2 separate regions of the Homo sapiens genome follow, and region 1 is linked to region 2. A link is an interaction called in ENCODE POLR2A ChIA-PET data of the cell type or tissue named here. Cell type or tissue: A673. All regions are shown on one strand. Each heading gives the region's core, and the rest is flanking DNA. Links, peaks and the distances in the headings are about the cores only.

What was found. ChIA-PET counts read pairs that join two places held together with the same protein. Peaks named below come from ENCODE experiments on the same cell type or tissue, not always from the same donor. Only the 100,000 strongest peaks of a DNase experiment are listed, where the experiment ranks them.
Region 1: POLR2A ChIA-PET joins it to region 2 with 19 read pairs; 2 of 35 experiments call an interaction of 5 or more read pairs at or near these places.

What each region holds. Positions count from the first base shown.
Region 1 is chr11:73,202,215-73,210,123 of GRCh38, forward strand. No RefSeq gene overlaps it. Among named protein-coding and RNA genes, the nearest start is that of P2RY2, 12 kb to the right of the region's middle. In A673, for the core only: no CTCF peak of the experiment used is centred there; no DNase peak of the experiment used is centred there.
Region 2 is chr11:72,754,234-72,762,142 of GRCh38, forward strand. It overlaps STARD10 (StAR related lipid transfer domain containing 10), which reads right to left. Exons shown (of 7, transcript NM_006645.3): 3 at 5,001-5,148; 4 at 4,297-4,400; 5 at 3,534-3,651; 6 at 1,468-1,520; 7 at 496-909. The coding sequence ends at 664. Among named protein-coding and RNA genes, the nearest start is that of ARAP1, 5.8 kb to the left of the region's middle. In A673, for the core only: no CTCF peak of the experiment used is centred there; a DNase peak (open chromatin) is centred at 4,968.

The sequences.
Region 1 (7,909 bases), core at 3,592-6,091, 450 kb after region 2:
TCTCAGGTCCCAGGTTAAGGTGAGTTCCCATTGCTGAGGGCATTATAATCAGGGCCTGAACAGGTCAGTTTGGATTCTTCAGAAGGGAGGAGCAAAGTGATTTTTTGAGCCAGCCTTTAGATCACAGCCTAGGCTGACAAGTGTATGGCTGCACAAGCCGAGAAGAGCCCCTTCTCTTCTTAGAAGCTCGGAGAAGTTGCAATCAGATAGGACTTGAATGTGAGACCGCCTGAGACTACCAGGTCCATCTGGGTTTTGCTGCCCCCATTCACCCCGAAACAGCTGTTTTCTCCTAGAGTGGGGGCTCAACCTCATGGAGACACCATGGGAACAAATGGCTCTGACATCTAGAGTCCAATGTACAGCTGTGTCCTCACATGAGACCAGAGGAACAAGGGTCAGTGGAGACTCAGGGTTTCGGAACCTGCTCTCAAGAAACGGTGTGGCGCTGCCTGTCACTTGAGTGTTTTATGGGTACAGACACAAGGAAAGGCAAAACTAGAAATATATATACACTCACAAATAAAAGATTTCTATTTTTAAGTATATAAGAAATATGTTATATATATAATTATATGCATCAATAGATAAATAAATAAAAATTAAAATCTAGATATTTATACATATAAATTTGTAGCACCGTCTGCCAATCTGGTGGCATTTCCCCATATATGTGAGAAGAAAAAGAAATGTACGTATGTGACCAGGCGCAGTGACTCACGCCTGTGATCCCAGCACTTTGGGAGGCCAAGGAGGGCGAATCATGAGGTTAGGAGTTCGAGACCAGCCTGACCAACATGGTGAAACCCGTCTCTACTAAAAATACAAAAATTAGCCAGGCGTGGTGGTGCGTGCCTATAATCCCAGCTACTCAGGAGGCTGAGGCAGGAAAATCACTTGAACCTGGGAGGTGGAGGTTGCAGTGAGCTGAGATCGTGCCACTGCACTCCAGTCTGGGTGACAGAGCAAGACTCCCATCTCAAGAAAAATAATAATAAAACATAAATAAAGAAATGTATATATGTATACACACACACATACACATAAAATATCCATTTATGTATACTTATACATTTCGCTATTATATATGTATATATATAACTATATAAAGTAATATATACTAATATAAACATCTATGGATAAAATAAACACAAGCTAAACATACACACACATACACACACACACACGCAAATGCACCTGCATTTATACCAGGGGCCATTAGGCCCTTTTGCAACCTACTAGCAGCGACAGGAGCCAAAGAAGCCACAGAAGTCTTTCCCTGCCAGTTCCATGTAATCCCATGCTGATGGCAAACACCTGGCCAGCGACTTTAGGGGCCAAGGGAAAACTTCCCCTTTGCCCTCTAAATATTTGCTGAAACATCAACTGACCAAAGGCAGATGAATAGGAGAAAAGGCAGACACATTCATTAATGTGCATGAGGGAGAACTATCGAGTGGCGATTCCAAGCCCCCGATGGGGTACAGAAGCTCATATATCCTTTTCATAGGGGAGGGAGAAGATAGGAATGCAGACAATTTTTTGAGGGGTGGTAAATAATTATTAAGGAGAATGAATGGACCAGAAAGACAGAAAAAAAAGGGCAGGTGGACAACAAGACCACAGAGGGCCTTTCTATCCTTTAGATTCAAAGATTCTCCCATTTCAGGACACTCAGATATGGACAGCGGACAGGGGTAGAGGCGGGGCAGTGGGTTGGTGCCTTCCCCACCCTGGGTCAGAGGCTGTCAGAGCCTAGGCCCACCCACTCATGGTGTAACCATGGGTATCCTGGCCACATGCCAACGACATGGTGTTTATGTGGCTCCCGATGAACCTTCCTTCTCCTGAGGGTGGGGGAGCCTGGCCCCTGGGCTTAGGGTACACCTCTCTCTGAACTAAAGAAACATTTCCTGGCAGGGCACAGAGGCTCATGCCTGTAATTTCAGGACTTAGGGATGCTGAGGGGGGGCAGATTGCTTGAACCCAGGAATCTGAGACTAGCCTGGCAAGATGGCAAAAACCCATCTCTACAAAAAAATAAATAGAAAAATTAGCTGGGCATGGTGGGGCACACCTGTAGTCCCAGCTACATGGGAGGCTGGGGTGGGAGGATCACTTGAGGCCAGGAGGTTAAGGCTTCAGTGAGGCATTATCACACCACTGTACTCCAGCTTGGATGACAGAGAGAGATCCTGTCTCAAAACAAACAAACAAAAAAAGTAAAATGAGAAAGAAGAGAAATTTTATATCATGTGCTGGGGGGAAGGGGTTGTCCAAGCTGGGCACTGGGCACACAGAAGATAATTATCAATTTCTGCTTTTGGATAGAGGCAAACAGACCCAGGCCCAGCCCAGGAGGCTTGGTGCTGAGGCAGGGGGACACTTCAAGAATGCAGGAGCCAGAGGAAGGGTCCCAACTCTAGGAACACATGCCCAGGGAATTTGGAGGGCTAATTCTTCCTTCCCTGCCAGTTCCAGGAAGGTCTCCAATAGCCTTTGGGGCCCACACTGGTGGCCTCAGAACAGCTAGGGGTATGCTGAGTCTGCCCGCTATCCAGGCCCCAGATACAGAGTCATGGGCAGCCCGGCTTGTCCTGCTGGACATCAGGAGCGTCACGGCTGCCTCATATGGCCCGTTGGGTAACTGGGAAGAGGCTGACAGTTTGTGGTTGTTGAGTAACCACTGGGCTTCCTGAAACTTCTAGTTTCTTTCAGGACCACTCCCCATCTTCCTCTTTCAGGGCCGGGCTGAGGGCTGGGGAGTATTCGCATGCCCACATTCATTTATCCATTCATTCAACAGTCTCTGCTCACCACCTCCCCTGCTCCTGCCCTGGCCTGGGCTTGGGGGGACCCAGAGAGACGTCCATAGGGTTCTGCCCTCCTGGATTCTCTGGCTCAGACGATGGCCCCATCATATACTCCTGCAGCCAAGGCAGAAATCCAGGCATCAGCCCGGACTCTTCCCTCACGCCCCCTCGTGTGCCCCCTTCTGTTTTCCTGCAGTGCCCTGATGTCCTCTGTTGCATTGTTTATCATCTTTTATTGTAAAGGCTCCAATTGTCCATTTCCCCATCTAGATGCAATGAAGGCAGAGGCTGTGTCTATCTTGTTCCCTGCTGTATTCTGGGCACCTGGCACAGTGCCTGGCACTTAACAGGTGCTAATTAAACACTGTTGATTGAATTACTTAGTCCCTTTGATTCCATTTGCTTGATACTCATTGAATCCATACCCTCCTGTCTCCCCCAGCCGCAGTCTTTGCTCAGATAATTCCACCTGGGCACTGGAGCAGTTTTCTGACTGGGCTGCTTATCTTACCTCCACCATTCAGTCTATTTTCCACATTATAGCTGGAGTGGTCATTCTAAAGTGCCCATCTATCCTACTCTGAATCCTTCCCTGGCTTCCCATTACTTACAGGAACAAGGACACTTTCCTGGGATGATAAAAAAAGGACAGCAGATATGACTGATGAGACTAATCTCCATATCCTGTGAAAATGCTCAAGAAGATATGCAGAAATCCAAAAGCTTGCAGTGATGCTTTAGAAACTAAAGATAAGAGAAGATCACAGGGTAAAGTGCAAGGGAGAAATTGCGCTAACCAGATGGTAGATGGGGCCAGATTGAGAAACACATTCTTAGACAACACACCACCTGCTACTCCCTTTGGAACAGAACAGCATGTGTCATCTGTGCCGTTAACTGACCATGTCTTATCCCCCACCTTTCAAGGCCTTTAAGGACAAAGACCATATCTAATTTATCTTGGTATCTCTGGCACCCGGCACAGGACTTGACACATAGTAGGCACTCAATACATATTTATTGAATGAATCAGAGGATTAAATGAATTAATGAATGAAGAACCGAAGGTTCCAAAGTAGATAAGAGAGACTAATCCCCACTGCCTACACCAGTCTCAGAGACTCAGGGGCAGCAGTGACCAGATGGATGTTTGGTCATGGCTTAACAACACAGAAATTATCTTCCAAGCCGGTCAGAATGATTGAGGGAATGGATTCTGGGATCAGATCATGTAGGTAGTTATGGTTCCACCAGATTTTAGCTGTGTGAGCTTGGACAAGTTATATAACCTCTCTGTGCCTCACCTTGGTCATCTGTAAAATGGAAACAGTAAAAGTACTATTTACAGGAATGTTGTACTGTTTACAGTACTGTTTACAGAAATGTTGTGAGAACTAAATTAATGTGTGTGCATAAATTTAGCACATATGTATTTAGTGTATATATATATACACAAATGCACACACATAATACATGAATTTACATACACAGAGTGCTGTTCAAGTGCCATGATATGATGATGAAAATTCCCCTAATCGACCCCGGTCAGCTTCTTTTTCTGTGTCTACACTGGCTGTCCAATGGTGGAACTGAGACTTCCACAATTATTGAGCTTTACTGCATAAGGTTGAAAGGATCAGGGGGCAGTCCTTAGCCTGGCTTTATTTCCGCCTGATCAAGAGAGAGTGAACAAAAACAATCAATATGGAATCTGTGAGAAGATCTCACAGCACCGGCAGGAAGAAAATTGTCCCGAAGGTTCAGATGAAGAGTTTATTATCTCAGAAATGATTTTCTGTAAGAAAGAATAAAACTCTAAAAGTCATCTGTTTGGTATTCTCAAAACAAACAAACAATCCAGGAAGCTTTGATTTAGTGGTTATTTGCTGAGTACCTCCCAAGTGGGCAAAAGATATGAATAGGCAGTTCATCTAAATGAAGATGCAAATGGCTTTCAAATATATGAAAAGATGGTTGGTCTCACTCATAAGAGAAATGCAAACCACAACTACAGTGAGCTATGATTTCTCACCTATCAGACTGGCAAAAATCCAAGAGTTCCATATGAAAGGTTATGAGGCCATAGGGATTTTACTTTGAGGAATTCGCCCCTCCTTCATTTTCAGCCCTGTTGTTTAGCCGAGATTTCCTCCACTCCAGCTCTGGGGTTGCCCTGCCTGGCTTAAGCTTGCTAATTTCTCATCATCCAGAGATCATTAAAAATTATTAGGCTGGGCACGGTGGCTCATGCCTGTAATCCCAGCACTTTGGGAAGCTGAGGTGGGCAGATCACCTGAGGTCAGAAGTTCGAGACTAGCCTGGCCAATATGGAGAAACGCCGTCTCTACTAAAAATACAAAAACTAGCCGGGCGTGGTGGTGTGTGCCTGTAATCCCAGCTGCTCGGTGGGCTGAGGCAGGACAATCACTTGAACCCAGGAGGTGGAGGTTGCAGTGACCCGAGATTGCGCCACTGCACTCCAGCCTGGGCAACAGAGCAAGACTCCGTCTCAAAAAAAAAAAAATTATTGGGCGACCTTGGGCAAACTACTTAAACATGCTGAGCTTTAGTTTCCTCATCTGTACAATGCAGACAAAAGTAGAGATCCATTAAACACAGCCAGTACAGTGTAAAAAACAGCACCTTCTACTGACTTTGGTAATTTGATAAATATACATTTAAGTATATGTGGTTGACTAATCTAAAGATTTAAAAAGGCCAGGTGCAGTGGCTCACGTCTGTAGTCCCAGGACCTTAGGAGGCTGAGGCAGGTGGATAACTTGAGGCCAGGAGTTCGAGACCAGCCTGGCTAACATGGTGAAATCCCATCTCTACTAAAAATACAAAAATCAGCTGTGTGTGGCAGCGTGTGCTGGTAATCCCAGCTACTCGGGTGGCTGAGGCATGAGAATTACTTGAACCTGGGAGGTGGAGGCTGTAGTGAGCTGAGATCCCACCATTGCACTCCAGCCTGGGTGACAGAGCGAGATCCTGTCTCAAAAGAAAAAAAGGTTTAAAGAATTACAAACTTGATCTTCACCTTCAAAATCATTATAGAAGCTAAAAGCAAGAAAAGCCTAAAAAGTATAGCAAAGAACAAAAAATAAAGCAATAAGGAAGCACAAAAATGAAGCAAAATGAGGCCACATTATTATGAAATATATATAAACAAATTAAGCTAAGTTATTGAAGGCAAATATTTTTATATTCTCATGTTTAAAAACAAAAGTCAACTACATAATATGCTGCTTACAAGAAATACTTAAAATAATACAGAATATCCAAATACATGTATTAAAGATAAACGTGAAAAAAGAGAAAAACAAGTATTAAAAGAATATATGGGGAAGAAATGTTGGAGTAGAAAAACCTTTCTAATTATGACTCAAACTCCAGAAGCCATAAAAGAAGAGATTGGCCAGGTGCCATGGCTCACATCTGTAATCCCAGCACTTTGGGAGGCTGAGGTAGGAGGATCACTTGAGTACAGGAGTTTGAGACCAGCTTGGGCAACATAGTGAGACCTTGTCTCTACAAAAAACAAAACAAAATTAGCTAGGTGTGGTGGTGCACGCCTGTAGTCCCAGGTACTTATGAGGCTGAGGAGAGAGGATTGCTTGAGCCTGGGAGGTCAAGGCTGCAGTGAGCTGAGAAAATGCCACTGCACTCCAGCCTGGGGGACAAAATGAGACCCTGAATAAAAAAAAAATAAAAATAAAAATAAAAGATTGATAAATTAAATCACAGAAAAATTAAAACTTCTATGTTAAAAAAAAGTTACAAACCTAAGTGCTATGATTTGAACATGTCCTCCAAATTTCATGTGTTAGTGACTTAATCCCTAAATTCATTGTTGATTGGAAGTGGGGCCTTCAGGAGGCACTTAGGATTAGACAAAGTCATCAAGGTGGGGCCCACATGATGGGACTGGTAGCTTTATAAGGAGAGGAAGAGAAACCTAAGCTAGCATGCTTGCTCCGTATTGCCATGCGATACCTCTCACCATGTCATGCTACAGCAGGAAGGCCCTCACTAGATGCCTGAACCATGCTCTTGAACTTCCCAGCCTCCAGAATCATGAGCTAAATAAATCTCTATTCTTTATTAATTACCCTGTCTATGGTATTCAGTCATAGCAACAGAAAATGGACTAAGACACTAAGTAAAACCTAAAGACAAATGACAAACTAGGAAAAAATATTTTCAATTCAGGTCACAGACAGAGGGATGAATAATCTTCCTAAAATACAATAAGCTAATGCAAATCAGTAAGACCAACAACTTAATAGAAAAATGGCTAAAGGATATACAGTCATGCACCGCATAGTGATGTTTTGATCAATGATGAACTGCATATACAACAGTGGTCCCATAGGATTATAATACTGTGTTTTTACTGTACCTTTTCTATGTGTAGATATGTCTAGATATACGAATACTTACCATTGTATTACAATTGCCTCTAGTATTCAGTACAGGTACAAGTTTGTGGCCTAGGAGCAATAGGCTATACCATATAGCCTAGGTGTGTAGTAGGCTATACCATCTGGGTTTGTGTTCACGTTCACACAATGATGAAATCGCAAAGTGACACGTTTCTTAGAAAGCATCCCAGTCTTTAAGCAACTCATGACTGTAATGGAAAAGGAAATGGAAATGGATCATAAATTATACTTTTGTTATGAAGATATGCACTCAAAACAAAAAAAAAAACCTGACAAATTAAAACTACACTGAGACATGACTTTTCACCTATCAGACTGGCAAAAATCCAAAAGTTTGATATCACAGTGTTGATGAGGCTATGGAGATACAGGCACTCCCATACACTGCTGGTGGAAGGGTAAATGAATACAATCTCGGTGGCTGACAATTTGACAACAGTTATCACATCTTCAAATGCACAATCCTTTTGATCGAGTAATAAGTTTCTGTGAAATTTTCCTACATATATTTACACCCAAGCAAAAAAATATGTACAAGGCTATTCATTGCAGCATTGTTTGTACTAGCAAAAAATTGGCAACAACCCAAATGTCCACCAACAGAGGACTGGTTAAATACATTATGGTATGACTATACAATGGGATACTATG
Region 2 (7,909 bases), core at 3,662-6,161:
GATCTGCAGCAGCATTGGATTCTCATAGGAGGGAGAACCCTATTGTGAACTGCGCATGCGAGGGATCTAGGTTGTGCGCTCCTTATCAAAATCTAATGATAAATGTGATGCACTTGAATCATCCCAAAACCAATCCTTCCCCAATCCTGATCCATGGAAAATTTGTCTTGCACAAAACCAGTCCCTGGTGCCAAAAAGGTTGGGGACCGCTGCCTTAAAGCAGTGAAAAAGAAAGCAAATAGCCTGGCGTGAATGCCAAAATGACCGCTCAACAAGGACAGCTGGATAGATACGGGCAGAGAATGGAACAGAGTATGGACAGAAGGGGGGCAGTGATAAACCCCGTCTCCTCCCCGCTACACAATGGGAAATGAGGAGATGCTGGAAGGATCAACGGCCGGATGATCAACAACCTTAACAAAATTAAGGGCAGACGCAGGGGACCGCGGCAGCGGCCATGAGGCAGGTGGGAAGCAGGCACAGTGATGAGCCGGCTGAGGCTGTGGGATCGTTTATTGGGGCTCTGTCCAGCCAGGCTGCAGCACCCGCCTGGGCCTGGCCCGGTGCCACCAGGTGCCGGGTGGGGGAGGGGAGAAAGTGCAGGAGCGGCCGCCGCCCCAGGGCTCGCCCGGTCCTGTCTCCGTCCCTGAAGCGGTGCGGCGCTCAGGTGAGCGAGGTGTCGTCGTCGCTGCCCTCGCCGCCCGCGCCGCCCATCCGCTCCTCTCTGCTCTCGGCCACCGCGCTCTCGTCGATGTTCTCCAGTGAGTCCGCATGCTGCACCGACAGCTCCGACAGCGCCAGGCTCGGCAACGGGCTCTGCTCCGGGTGCAGCCACGGCTTGAAGTGAGGCAGGTGCTTCTGTTTCCACTCGGGGTACTTGAGGCACGCCTTGTACATCTTCTTCATGGCCTGTGGGCCCGCCGCCCCGCCGGGTCAGGGGGTGGCTAGGGGGCAGGTCTTCTCCACACCCCCCTCCAGCGGCTCAGCCCCCAGCATCCTGACTGGCTCCCTTTCAAAACTTCACTCCTCAGCCCTACTTGCCCTCCCTGGGCCCTAGGCTCCATTCTCCATTCTTTTTTTTTTTTTTTTTTTTTTGAGACGGAATCTCACTGTGTGGCCCAGGCTGGAGTGCAGTGGCATGATATCGGCTCACTGCAACCTCTGCCTTCCAGGTTCAAGTGATTCTCCTGCCTTAGCCTCCCGAGTAGCTGGGATTACAGGCACCCACCATCACACTCAGCTAATTTTTGTATTTTTAGTAGAGACAGGGTTTCACCATGTTGGCCAGGCTGGTCTTGAACTCCCGACCTCAGGTAATCCACCTGCCAAGGCCTCCCAAAGTGCTGGGATTACAGGCATGAGCCACCACGCCTGGCCCTCAGGCTCCAGGCTTGACTCCACCCACCTCATTCCATAGTCCTCTTTCCAGTCTTCAACACCCCTCCCCAAAATCCCAAGGCCACTCACCTTGGGAGCCAGGAACTGAGAAGATTTATTCACCACCCACTTGGGTAAGGAGCCTGTGAGGGCAGGGAAGGGAGGAAGCAGCCTCAGGGACCCAGCCCCTCCGCCCCTGACAAAAGCCCCACCCTCTGCCCAGAGCTTCCAGGGAGGCCACTGTCTTCCCCATGAGGAGGAGGTGTGTGAGGCAAGTCCTACAAGCCTTTACCCTCACTCCCTTCCACCTCAGACCGAAGTCCTCAGGCTTAGCTCTGTCCCCCACTTTCCCTCTGCCCAGCCTCAAAGATTACGTGGAAGAAAACCACAGGGTCCTAGGTAAGCACAGGCTATACATGGGTGGAAACTCTGACCCACCCTGCTGCACCTGCTGCCTCACTCAATCACACTGACATCCCTTCTCAACCTAACCTCCCTCCCAGGAATGCCCCTGACGCTCAGCCCCTCCCCTGCCTGTCCTTCCAAGTCCTCCCCTGACCACACAGGCCTCTGGCTGAGCACCCCAGCCTGGCCTGACCTGGAATCCACTGCCCAGCTCTCCACCCTATCTCATTCCCAAGTGTCCACTCCACCTCTGACACCCAACACAATGAGGTGCCGGGGGAGTGCTAGGCCTGGACCACTGTGCGCTCTGGGGCTTGAAGCATTTCCAGGCAAGGATGCTCAAGGCTTCCCCATCCTCTAGTCATTCACTCACTCACTCACTCACTCACTCCATGTTCACTGTGACACCCACCCTGGGCCAGCCCTGGGGACCCAGAGAGGAACTCACTGGGGGCCCAACAGGAGCCGACTGTTCTACTAGAGGGGAATGGACTACAGAACAGGGAGCCAGTGACTCCCCTGAGTGTCAGGGATCAGGAGGTGACACCCACAGCACCCCTGGAGGGGCGAGGAGGGGAGGCTTCGGGGAAGGGCTGCCTGGGCACAGAAGTGGGGATGGGTGAGGTGTGAGAGACACCAGGAGACCTGGGACAGGGCTTAGGCTTTTCTTGGAGGGCAATGGAGAGCCACAGAGTAACTTCAAGCAGATGAGAGTCATGAGGAGATAAGTGTTTTAGAGAAATTCCTCTGGCCGCTGTTATACACAGACAAGGTAGTTGGTATGGAGAGAAATGCCAGACTCAGGAACTGCCGAGGAGGAGGCAGAATCAATAAGAATCAGTGACGGGGGCTAAGCGCGGTGGCTCACGCCTGTAATCCCAGCACTTTGGGAGGCCAAGGTGGGTGGATCACAAGGTCAGGAGTTCGAGACCAGGCTGGCCAACATGGTGAAACCCCATCTCTACTAAAAATACAAAAAGTTAGCTGGGGGTGGTGACAGATGCCTGTAATCCCAGTTACTCGGGAGGCTGGGGCAGGAGAATCATTTGAACCCGGGAGGCAGAGGTTGCAGTGAGCCGAGATTGCACCATTGCACTCCAGCCTGGGAAACAAGAGTGAAACTCTGTCTCAAAAAAAAAAAAAAAAAAAAAATCAATGGCTGGATTTGGCTGAGGAAGAGGGAGTGACCCCAAATGATGGCAGGTTCTGGGCATGGGTGACTGAAAAGTGGAGACTTAGGGCAAGGGGCAAGTTAGGAGGAAAGATGGCGAGTTCCCCACTGGACACAACGAGGCTTAGGTGCCTGGAAGACATCCGAAGGGAGATGTCCAGGTGGCCGATGGCCACAGGAATCTGAATCTCAGCTGAGAGAGACATGGCCACTTGTGACAGAAGCCACAGGGGTGGCTGAGCCATCCCCAGGGAGAGAAGACTAAGGCCTAGAAAACCCAGGCATCCAGGACAGGCAGAGGGAACAGCCAGTGAGCAGGGAACAAGGCAGAGCATGGGGACGGCAGAGCCCAGGAAAAGTGCTCCCAGCTTCATCAGTGGGGCAGTGGCACCTCCCTGGCCCACTCTTTTCAAACCACTGTAAAGTCCCAAGCCTTGGTTCAAGGAAGGCTTTGGATGGAAATGCCCCAAAATGCAAAACAGCTCCTAACAGATGCCCTTCTGGATCCCTAGTAGATCAGGCCCCACCCCTGTGGTATAGGGAAGGATCCCATGATAGGCTGCCAGGGCCAAGCCCTCACCTTTGGGGTCCACCTGGGCCAGGTAGGTGATGACGCAGCTCTTGGGCCCTGTGCTCTGGATGAGGTAGCCCGTCTGGATGGACACAGCTCGGACCAAGTCTTTCCGAGGTGGGTATTTCTGGGGATGGAAGGCACAGGGAGGTGAGACTCGGGGTGGGGGCAAAGAAGATGTTTTTGTGAGTATACACAAACGCGCACGCGCACACACACATACAGTTAATTCACATGCCGTGACATCTGTTACAGATCAGTCCTGATTCTGGGTGCAGAGAAAGGGAAGAACCAGAGTAGGTCATCCTAGCCCCTCTTGAAGCTTTTCCTGTTCCCCTCAGAAAAGCCCCCAGTCTGGGGTCAGGGCTCATGAGCACATATGGGCACTCACAGACACACACACTCACCCTTGCCCAGGCCAGCTATACCTGCCTGTCCTTGCCCAGGGAGATCAAGGTGGCTTAGCCTCAGGGAGGACCAGAGGACCCTGCCTCTCACCTCTTGTTCCTCATTTCCCTGTCCCAGAGCCCAACCAATCGAAGTCAGCCCATCCCACCCACTTGCCACAGAGGTGGCCACACTGCCCTCTCCTGATCTGCTCAAGAGACCCAGCAGGGAGAGAGGAGCCATTATCCTCACTGTACAGGAAGGAAACTGAGGGCCAGTGGGCCCATGCCTGCCCGAAGTCATATTGAAGTCATGGTGGCAGCCTCAGCCTTGCGCTGCCTGACCCTCTCCCCTGCTCCACCGCAGGGAAGGCAGGTTGACTCACGGGATGTTTGACTGAGTAGTTCATAATGATGTAATCAGCGCCCATGGGGAGCCAGGAGCGGAGGGTGATGACATCACGGTTCTTCAGGGGCTTGGGACACCTCCCTGTGGGGGGCAAGGGACAGTTCAGCCAGACCACTGGTCCACCTGCCTACAAGGGAGGGTGTGGCAGAGGCCAGAGATGCAGGGATGCCTAATTAACTGCCAGCTCTCCAGTGCAAAGATACACCTCCCTCCCAGACCACAGTCCCACAGCTGGAGCCAGAAAAGAGACAGGGCAAGACCTGTCCCTACTGTCTCCAGCCAGCCCTGCTCCTTACAGCCTCACATAGCCCTTACATTGTTGGCCTGGCTGGTTTGTCTACGTGAACGTGAGTGTACAAGAGAAAAACAGTATGAGTGTGCATGAAAATGTGTGCCTGGGACTATGTGGCATGTGGGTGGGGGCTGTGTGCCTGATTGAGTGTATGCCTATGTGTGTATGTATATACGTGAACATGTGAGTGCATATGTATTTGTAAGTGTATGGGTGTGTGCCTAAGGGTCTAGGAGTGGACAGGGAGGGCAGCTCTATCTCTCAGCACTCAAGTCTCCGAGCAGCTTGGTCATGTGAGTAACCACAGGAGGGAGGGGGGAAGAGGAGGCTTGGTGGGAGGCCTGGATGGAGGCCAAGGGGACTGGGATCAGCGTGCTACGCCTGCTCACAGGAGTAATAGCCCACGTCAGCGTTGACTGTCAAGCGGGCGATGTCAAAAGTCTCAATGACGTTGCTGTCCCATTTCTTGCGGTACTCAATGTCGTGTAGGACGTCGTAGAGTGTCTCGGCTGGCACATCACAGCACTCCATCCGGCACTGCAGACAAGATATATGGGTTGTCAGGATCATATGGGGCTCAGAGCCTTGGCCAGGGGACCAGAAGGCAGACAGGCAGAGGGGGAGGAAGAGAAAGAGGACAGCAAAGAACAGGGGCCTCTGAAACCAGCATGGACTTCCTTCTTGCCACAAGCCCTGTCCAGCTCCCCAAAAAGCCACCTGTGCCAGGAGACAGACAGCCTCTGTATCCAGAGACCATCTCCCCCGACTCAGCCCAGTCTCCTCCTCCAGGAAGCCTTCCCAGCCAGACCTTCTGGGCTCCCACACAATGCATCTCTATGTCTGTGCCCTCCCAGACCCCTGTGAGCTCCTCGTGGGCAGAGGCTCATGGTTGCTTCAGCCTGGAGCCTGGAATAGCTACATGTTAAATGAAATGAAAGCATAAATGAAAGTCGAATGCCAAAGTGGATGATTTATTTCCTCCCTGGTACTTATCACGCGGCCATACCACCTGTCCTCTTATTTGTGGTTTGTTTGTTTGTTTTTCCTTCAACAAACATCTTTGGATTTTTTTTTTCTTTTTTTGAGATGGAGTTTCGCTCTTGTCACCCAGGCTGGAGTGCAGTGGCGCGATCTTGGCTCACTGCAACCTCTGCCTCCCGGGTTCAAGTGATTCTCCTACCTCAGCCTCCAGAATAGCTGGGATTACAGGCACGTGCCCAGCTAATTTTTGTATTTTTAGTAGAGATGGGGTTTCACCATGTTGACCAGAATGGTCTCAATCTCTTGACCTTGTGATCCACCCACCTCGGCCTCCCAAAGTGCTGGGATTACAGGTGTCAGCCACCACACCCGGCCTGGATTTCTTTCTTTTTTTCATTCATTCATTCATTCATTTATTGAGACGGAGTTTTGCTCTTGTTGCCCAGGCTGGAGTACAGTGGCGTGATCTCGGCTCACTGCAAGCTCTGCCTTCCGGTTTCAAAGGATTCTCCTGCCTCAGCCTCCTGAGTAGATGGGATTACAGGCACCTGCCACCACTCCCGGCTAATTTTTTGTATTTTTAGTAGAGACGGGGTTTCACCATGTTGGCCAGGCTGGTCTCTAACTCCTGACCTTGTGATCCACCTGCCTCTGCCTCCAAAAGTGCTGGGATTACAGGCATAAGCCGCCGCGCCCAGCCTGGATTTCTTACTGTGTATTAGCCTTGCCCTCAAAGAGCTTTCCATCTGGGTAGAAGACGGCCAAGGACACCTTGTTTTATTTAACCCCCTCACCAACAACTCTGTCAGATAAGAAATCCAAGGAGGAACTTGAGGCTCAAAGAGGTTAAGTAACTCGCCCAATGTCACTCAGCTGGTAAGTAGCAGAGCCAGGATTTAACCCAGATCACATGTCTGGAAAGCAAGTAAAATCAGAACGAGGTTTCCCTAGGTTTGCACTCAGTGAGATGAAACTCAATATCCTTGTTCTGTGATTTTTTTTTTTTTTTACCCAAGTGCCCTATCCCCAAGATCAAGTTCCTCTCAGCAAATGGACAAGTTTTCTTGTGTAGTTTAAAAAGATCTCCCAGAACTGGCATTTAGACAGTGCCAAGGGAACCCTCACATAATACTTTTCCACTCACAAGAGGAGATAAGCAACCATATGAGGGAGAGGTCACACTGTCTTCCCCCTCATCCCAGAATAGGCCTTGGCCCCACTAATGGTGGTGGGATGCCGCAGGAAGGACACACCGACACCTGCTAGCTATTCTAGGCACCAAGAAACCCATCACGCCTTGGATATAACTTCAGTTTACAGAAAATACAGAGGACAGAGGAATGAGCTAAGTGACACCACATGAGAATGCAACCAGACAGAGCCAGACAGTGAATCATTCCACGGGACTCCTGGCCCAGGCTCTTCTACTGGTCAACGTAAACAAAGGGGCTGGGTGGGACTGACTGGCAGGACATAACAACCACATGTAAAGTGTGTCTCTGCATTGCAAACTGATTTGGACACACCATCTATAAAGGGGATTTTTGGGACAACTGGAGAAAAGTGAACATGATCAGAGTATCAAATGCACTGAAAATTTACAGAAACAAAATGGTGGAAACTGCTGCCTAAAAAAAGGTTACAAAATAGGTTGGGCGCGGTGGCTCATACCTGTCATCCCAGCACTTTTGGAGGCTGAGACGGGCAGATCACTTGGGGTCAGGAGTTCGAGACCAGCCTGGCCAACCATCTCTACCAAAAATACAAAAATTATCTGGGCGTAGTGGCACATAACTGTAATCCCAGCTACTCAGGAAGCTGAGGCAGGAGAATCGCCTGAATCTGGGAGGTGGAGGTTTCCGTGAGCCGAGATCATGCTGTGTGCTCCAGCCTGGGTGACAGAGCAAGACTCCATCTTAAAAAACAAACAAAAAAAAAGCAGCATAACCTCAATTGGGGGAAAAAAAATATACGCATAGAGGAAGCTCAGGAAGCACAATTGCTAAGGTGTTAACAGTGGAGATCTCTAAATGATAGATAGGAATGTGATGGTTTCATTTTGCTTGTCTGTATTTCTTTTTCTTTTCTTTTCTTTTTTTTTTTTTTTTTTTTTTTTTGAGATGGAGTTTCGCTTTTGTTGCCTAGGCTGGAGTGCAATGACACGATCTTGGCTCACCGCAACCTACGCCTCCCGGGTTCAAGTGATTCTTCTGCCTCAGCCTCCTGAGTAGCTGGGATTATAGGCACCCACCATCATGCCTGGCTAATTTTTGTATTTTTAATAGAGACGGGGTTTCACCATGTTGGCCAGGCTGGT